2 separate regions of the Homo sapiens genome follow, and region 1 is linked to region 2. A link is an interaction called in ENCODE POLR2A ChIA-PET data of the cell type or tissue named here. Cell type or tissue: GM12878. All regions are shown on one strand. Links, peaks and the distances in the headings refer to the core of each region. The heading gives the core; the rest is flanking DNA. Region 1 has its middle 38 kb from the start of ZMYM4. Region 2 overlaps LOC124903990 (a long non-coding RNA gene).

Region 1 (2,926 bases), core at 160-2,659, 190 kb after region 2:
ATTGTAATGTTCCTTGGGATTTTTATTGAATTAAAAGAGCATGGTAACACCCCTAAGTACCCTTTAGAGACCTCTGATTTGTATAGGTTATATCCTACACAAATGAAGACTTCTGCCCAGGACCAGTCAGAGGGAGGATTCTGCCCAGGACCAATCAGAGGCATCCTGCCTGTGATGCATATGCAAATGAAGGTTTCAGAATAGACCAATTACAGACATTCCTGTTCAGGATGTAGGGGAGGAGAGGTTCAGAAAGTGGGGGACATTTGGTCCCTCATTACTTTGTTGTGGAAAGGTGGGGTTTTCCTCTTAGTCCACTTCCAAGAAGGCAACCATGGGTTGGCCTTAGGCTTCCTGTCTCCAGACCCTATTCTCCCACCTCAGTCCTACAATGTCCCTGGAACTAGGCTAGACATCAACAGATATGATCTTACTGAATCTTCCCAGGAACTTACAAGATGGGTGTCGTTGTTCCTACTTTACAGATGAGGAAACAGAAGTTAGGAGAACAGCTAACTTGCCCAGCTCACCCAAGGAGGCACTGTGCTAAGTATGCAGCAAGGGAAACAGGTTACCTGTTTCCTGTAAAAATCACCCTGGGAATTTTTACAATCTAGTGAAAACACAGACACACAAATGACTAAATAGAGAACAAAGAAAATAAGTAGAAAGGTAAAGGGACAAATAAAATGCCCAGAGAGCCTACAGAAAGGGACATTTTATCCTGACTTGGTGAGGGACAGGTGTTTGTGCTGAATCCTAAAGGACAAGTAGGATTTTTTTTGTTTTGTTTTTTGAGACAGAGTTTTGTTCTGTCACCCAGGCTGGTGTGCAGTGGCGCCATCTCAGCTCACTGCAACCTTCGCCTCCTGAGACCAAGCGATTCAGGCACCCACCATCACGCCTTGCTAATTTTTGTATTTTTAGTAGAGATGGGGTTTCACCATGTTGGCCAGGCTGATCTTGAACTCCTGACCTCAGGTGATCCGCCTGTCTTGGCCTCCCAAAGTGCTGAAATTATAGGTGTGAGCCACTGCGCCTGGCCCAACAAGTAGGATTTTAACAGAATGAAAAGGGGTTCCCAGAATGTGGCTTGAGCAAAATCATAGAAGTGTGAAAGTGTATTTTGTGTGCGGAGTACAACAAATGTCATTGTGGTTAGAACACAGAGAAGGCAGAACAAAAAGGGGTAATACCGCCAGATCATGAATGGTCTTGAAGGCCATGTTGTGGAGTGTAGACTTGTTTCTGAATGCAGGAAATATATAAGCAGAAATGAGGACAAAAATATTATGTCAATGCCTGGTTTAGAGCAATGATTCTCAAGGATTCCTGATTCTGGAGAATCCTTGAGACCTTTTCAGAGGGTTTATGAGGTCAAAACTATTCTTACAGTAATGATGATAATAGTTATACTACCTTATTTGCCTTTAAAAATTGTGATAAAAATAACAAAATGTACCATCTTTGTACATTGAAAAATTTTAAATTTTATTTATTTATTTTTTTAGAGATGGGGTCTTGCTATGTTTACTAAGCTAGGGTACAGGCATGATCATAGTGCACTACAGCTCCAAACTTCTGGCCTCAAGTGATCTTCCTGCCTCAGCCTCCCGCGTAGCTGGGACTACAGACAGTATTTGTTGCCAATAATAAATCCAAGCTTTCACATAAAATTAGAAGTTTGGAAAAGTTGTATTTGCCATCATGAGGTTGACAGCTTTGTGATACTGAAGGTTTTTATTATATTAATAAGGTTGATTGTGATATTAATGAATAACACTTTTAAACATCTATAATGATATATGCACCACTGCATCCAGCCTACGTTTGTACATTTTTAAGTGTATAATTCAGTAGTGTCAAGTAGATTCACATTATTGCACAACAGATCTCTAGAACTTTTTTCATCTTCCAAAACTGAAAATCTATACCCATTAAACAACTCTTCATTTTCCCCCTCTGCAAGCCTCTGGCAGCCACAATCCTACTTTATCTTTCTGGGTATTTTACTACTTTGGACACCTTTTAAAAGGAGCCTTTCTGAACCTATTCTGGTTTGGGGCTTCCTTGCTACATTTGTGTTTTGTTTTGTTTTGTTTTGTTTTGAGACAGTCTTACATTGTTGCCCAGACTGGAGTGCAGTGATGTGATCTTGGCTCACTGCAACCTCTGCCTCCCAAGTTCAAGTGATTCTTCTGCCTCTGCCTCCCAAGTAGCTGAGATTACAGGTGCCTGCCACCACGACTGGCAAGTTTTTGTATTTTTAGTAGAGATGGGGTTTCACCATGTGGGTCAGGCTGGTCTCGAACTCCTGACTTCAAGCAATCCACCTGCCGCGGCTTCTTAAAGTGCTAGGATTACAGACTTTTTTTATTATGCTTGGATATACAGCATATACAGATATATAGTTTATTTGAGATTGATAAACTTTTTTAAAAAAATCTCATATAATTGGAATCATATAGAAGCTGTCTTTTTGTAGCTGGCTTATTTCACTTAGCATAATGTCCTCAAGATTCATCCATGTTGTAGCATGTGTCAGAATTTCCTTTTTAGGCCAGACACAGTGGCTCATGCCTGTAATCCCAGCACTTTGGGAGGCCGAGGCGGGTGGATAACCTGAGGCCAGGAGTTCGAGGCCAGCCTGGCCAACGTGGAGAAACCCTGTCTCTACTAAAAACACAAAAATTAGCAGGACATGGTGGCAGGTGCCTGTAATCTCAGCTACTTGGGAGGCTGAAGCAGGAGAATCACTGGAACCTGGGAAGCAGAGGTTGCTATCAGCCGAGATGGCACCACTGCACTCTATCCTGGGTGACAGAGCGAGACTCTGTTTAAAAAAAAAAAAAAAAAAGAAAAAAAATTCCTTCTTTTTAAAGTCTGAGTAATATTCCATTGCATATATATACACCACATTTTGTTT
Region 2 (2,926 bases), core at 131-2,630:
TGATAGAAAAAGTCCTCCCTCCTATTATGTCCTTCAAGATTATCTTGGCTTTCCTTGGTCCTTTGCATCTTCATGTAAATTTTTGAATCAGCTTGTCAGTTGTGACAAAACTTTCCTTACAAATTTTAGAATCCATTGGGATTTTGTTTAGTATTATACTGAAGTGGTATGCCTGTTTTGGAGAATTGGTATTTGTTATTCATTATGTTGAATTGTGTCACCTAAAAAGATATGTTGAAGTCCTAACCCTTAGAATGGGACCTTATTTAGTCATATAGGATTGTTGCAGATGTAATTAGTTAAGATGAGGCCACACTGAAGGAAGGTGGGCGCTTCATCCATTATGACTGGTGTCCTTAAGAGAGGAGAAGATATGAAGACATACACATTGGAGGAGAACCCCATGCGATGATGGAAACAGAGATTGAAGTACTGCAGTTGCAAGCCAAGGAATGCTAAGGATTGTTGATAACACCAAAAGCTAAGAGAGGCAAGGAAAGATTCTCCCATATAGGTTTCAGAGAAAGCATGACCCTACCGATCTTTAATTTTAGACTTCTAGCCCCAAGAATGGTGATATAAATTCTGTTTGTTTTTTTTAAACCTAGTTTGTGGTACTTTATTAAAGCAGCCTTAGGAAACTAATAACAGCATTCTGTGGGGTTGAATCTTTCAATCCATAAAAATGATATATTCCTCCATTTATTTTGGTGTCTGTAATTTATCTTGATGCTTTATAGTTTTTAAGTGTAGATATTGCACACCTCTTTGTTAGATTTATTCTAGGCATTTAATATTTCATGTCATTTTAAATGTAAATTTTTATTTTCTAATTGTTTTCAGTGTAAATATAGAAATACAATTATTTTTGTATGTTGGTCTTGAAGCTAGCACCCTTGCTGAATTATTAATTAAACTAATTAATTCTAATAGTCTAGCCATTTTTCTTACTTTCTGTTTCCAGCTATGTAGAGAATAATGACCATTTTATTTCTTTCCAATTATATAACTTATTTCTTTTTCTTGCCTATTGCAGTGGCTAAAACCTGTAGTAATATGTTGAATGGAAATGGTGATATTGGGCATCTATATCTTCCTGTTATGTTGCTTTCAACATAAAATTATTGAATATTATATTTACTTTAAGATGTTTGTAGTTACCTGTGGAAGGTTAAATATGGCCATAAAGTTGTTACAACTTTTCCCATCAAGAGGAGTCTTTAGTGTGCAGATGGCAGATTTAAAAACAAAGAGAGAGAGAGGGAGTCTGTGATAGTTAATTTCATGTGTCAACTTGAATCTGTAGGCTCAGTAAAATAGAATGTCCTCCCAATATAGAAAAGCATTATCCAATCCACTGAAGGCCAGGCCAGAATAGAACAAAAGGTGGAGGAAGGAGGAATTTGCCCTCTCTCTCGCTCTTTTTTTTTTTTTCCTGCCTCACTGTCTGAGCTGAAACATCCCCTCTTATCTTCTCCTGCCCTCGTACTAGGATTTATACCATCAGCTCCCCTGCTTCTCAGACCTTTAGACTCAAATTGAATTACACCACTGGTTTCCCTGGGTCTCCAGCTTGCAGACAGCAGATTGTGGGACTTCTTCGCCTCCATATCATGTGAGCCAATTCTTCATAATAATAAATCTTCGTATCCTATTAGTTCTGTTTCTCTGGAAAACCCTGACTAATACATAGTCTTTTTTCCTACCTGTTGTTTCTTGACTGGGCTTGTGAATTATTTTGACTGACAAAATGTTATAGAAGTGATACCATATGAGTTCCTAAGCATAGGCCTCTATTGTCCTTGGGGCTTCTGCTTACGCTGTCATAGAACACTCCTACCACCATGTCAAAGTTAAATGGGATAACTGCTGACTGATGAGAAGTCACATATGGAGAGTGACCCCATGGCCAGCACCAAGGCCCCATACATATGAGTGAAGCCATCTTATATCCTCCAGATTACTAGATGATTACAGCATCTGTTGTTATATAACAAAACACCCCTTTGTAGATAACTGTTAGAGAACTGATATCTAGAAATGGGATACTGCCATAACTAAAACATAAAACATGTGGCATTGATGTTGGGACCAGGCAGCAGGCAGAGCCTGGAAAGACAGCAAGGAGGCTTTGAGTGGAGGTTAGAAGAGCAGTGAGGAAACTTATTAAAGCCTGGAGAGAGAACAACCAGTGTGATGCGTTGGCAGAATGTTTGGCAGCACTGTCATCTGTGATAACTTAGAAGCTAGGAGACATACTTAATGACCTTCTGGATCTGCCTTAGGAGATTCCCATGCAGAATGTTAAAAGCGTTTGCTGATTTCTTTTAACCACGTAGGATGTTGTATTGCAAAAGAGAAATAAGCCAAAGAAGAAATTATTCAATTTTCAAGCAGAAATGAGACAAAATGTAAAGGACTTAGTGAGTAAAGGACTAAGGACTTAGCAAAAGATCACCAAAATAAGAAATGGCTTCAGAGCAAAGATCAAATTTAGGAAATTGCAAGTTAAATGAGGCCTCAGATCAAATCAAGAGTGCAGCTGTAAGACTTCGTAAGGAATTAGGCAGTGCCTTGTAGACCATCTCACCTAGACAGAAGGACTTCGGAGAAACATAAGGGCATTGCACTACAGCAATCAGACACATCCAAAGTAGAGAGACTTCTGTCTCAGAAAGAAGTATGGATGTGGTTTGGGGGGTATGGTGTGAATCCAAGTAATATTCATAAAATACCCGCAAAGTTTTAAAGAGAAGTATATTGGCAAAAGTGAAACTATAGATTGTAAGGGGCAAAGACAGTTTGAAACAAAAAGGATCCCTGGGCCCTCAACTTTCTGTGGGTGGAAAGAAACTGAAAAAGCTACTCAACTACAAATATGGACTGTTTCTTATGGAAAATGCTTTCTCAGGGTGTAAAGCCAACA

What was found. Peaks named below come from ENCODE experiments on the same cell type or tissue, not always from the same donor. Only the 100,000 strongest peaks of a DNase experiment are listed, where the experiment ranks them.
Region 1: POLR2A ChIA-PET joins it to region 2 with 6 read pairs; 2 of 35 experiments call an interaction of 5 or more read pairs at or near these places.

What each region holds. Positions count from the first base shown.
Region 1 is chr1:35,229,614-35,232,539 of GRCh38, forward strand. No RefSeq gene overlaps it. Among named protein-coding and RNA genes, the nearest start is that of ZMYM4, 38 kb to the right of the region's middle. In GM12878, for the core only: no CTCF peak of the experiment used is centred there; a DNase peak (open chromatin) is centred at 1,118; H3K27ac peaks cover 1,306 bases.
Region 2 is chr1:35,035,314-35,038,239 of GRCh38, forward strand. It overlaps LOC124903990 (a long non-coding RNA gene), which reads left to right. Exons shown (of 2, transcript XR_007065739.1): 2 at 1,493-1,657. Among named protein-coding and RNA genes, the nearest start is that of ZMYM6, 4.8 kb to the left of the region's middle. In GM12878, for the core only: no CTCF peak of the experiment used is centred there; no DNase peak of the experiment used is centred there.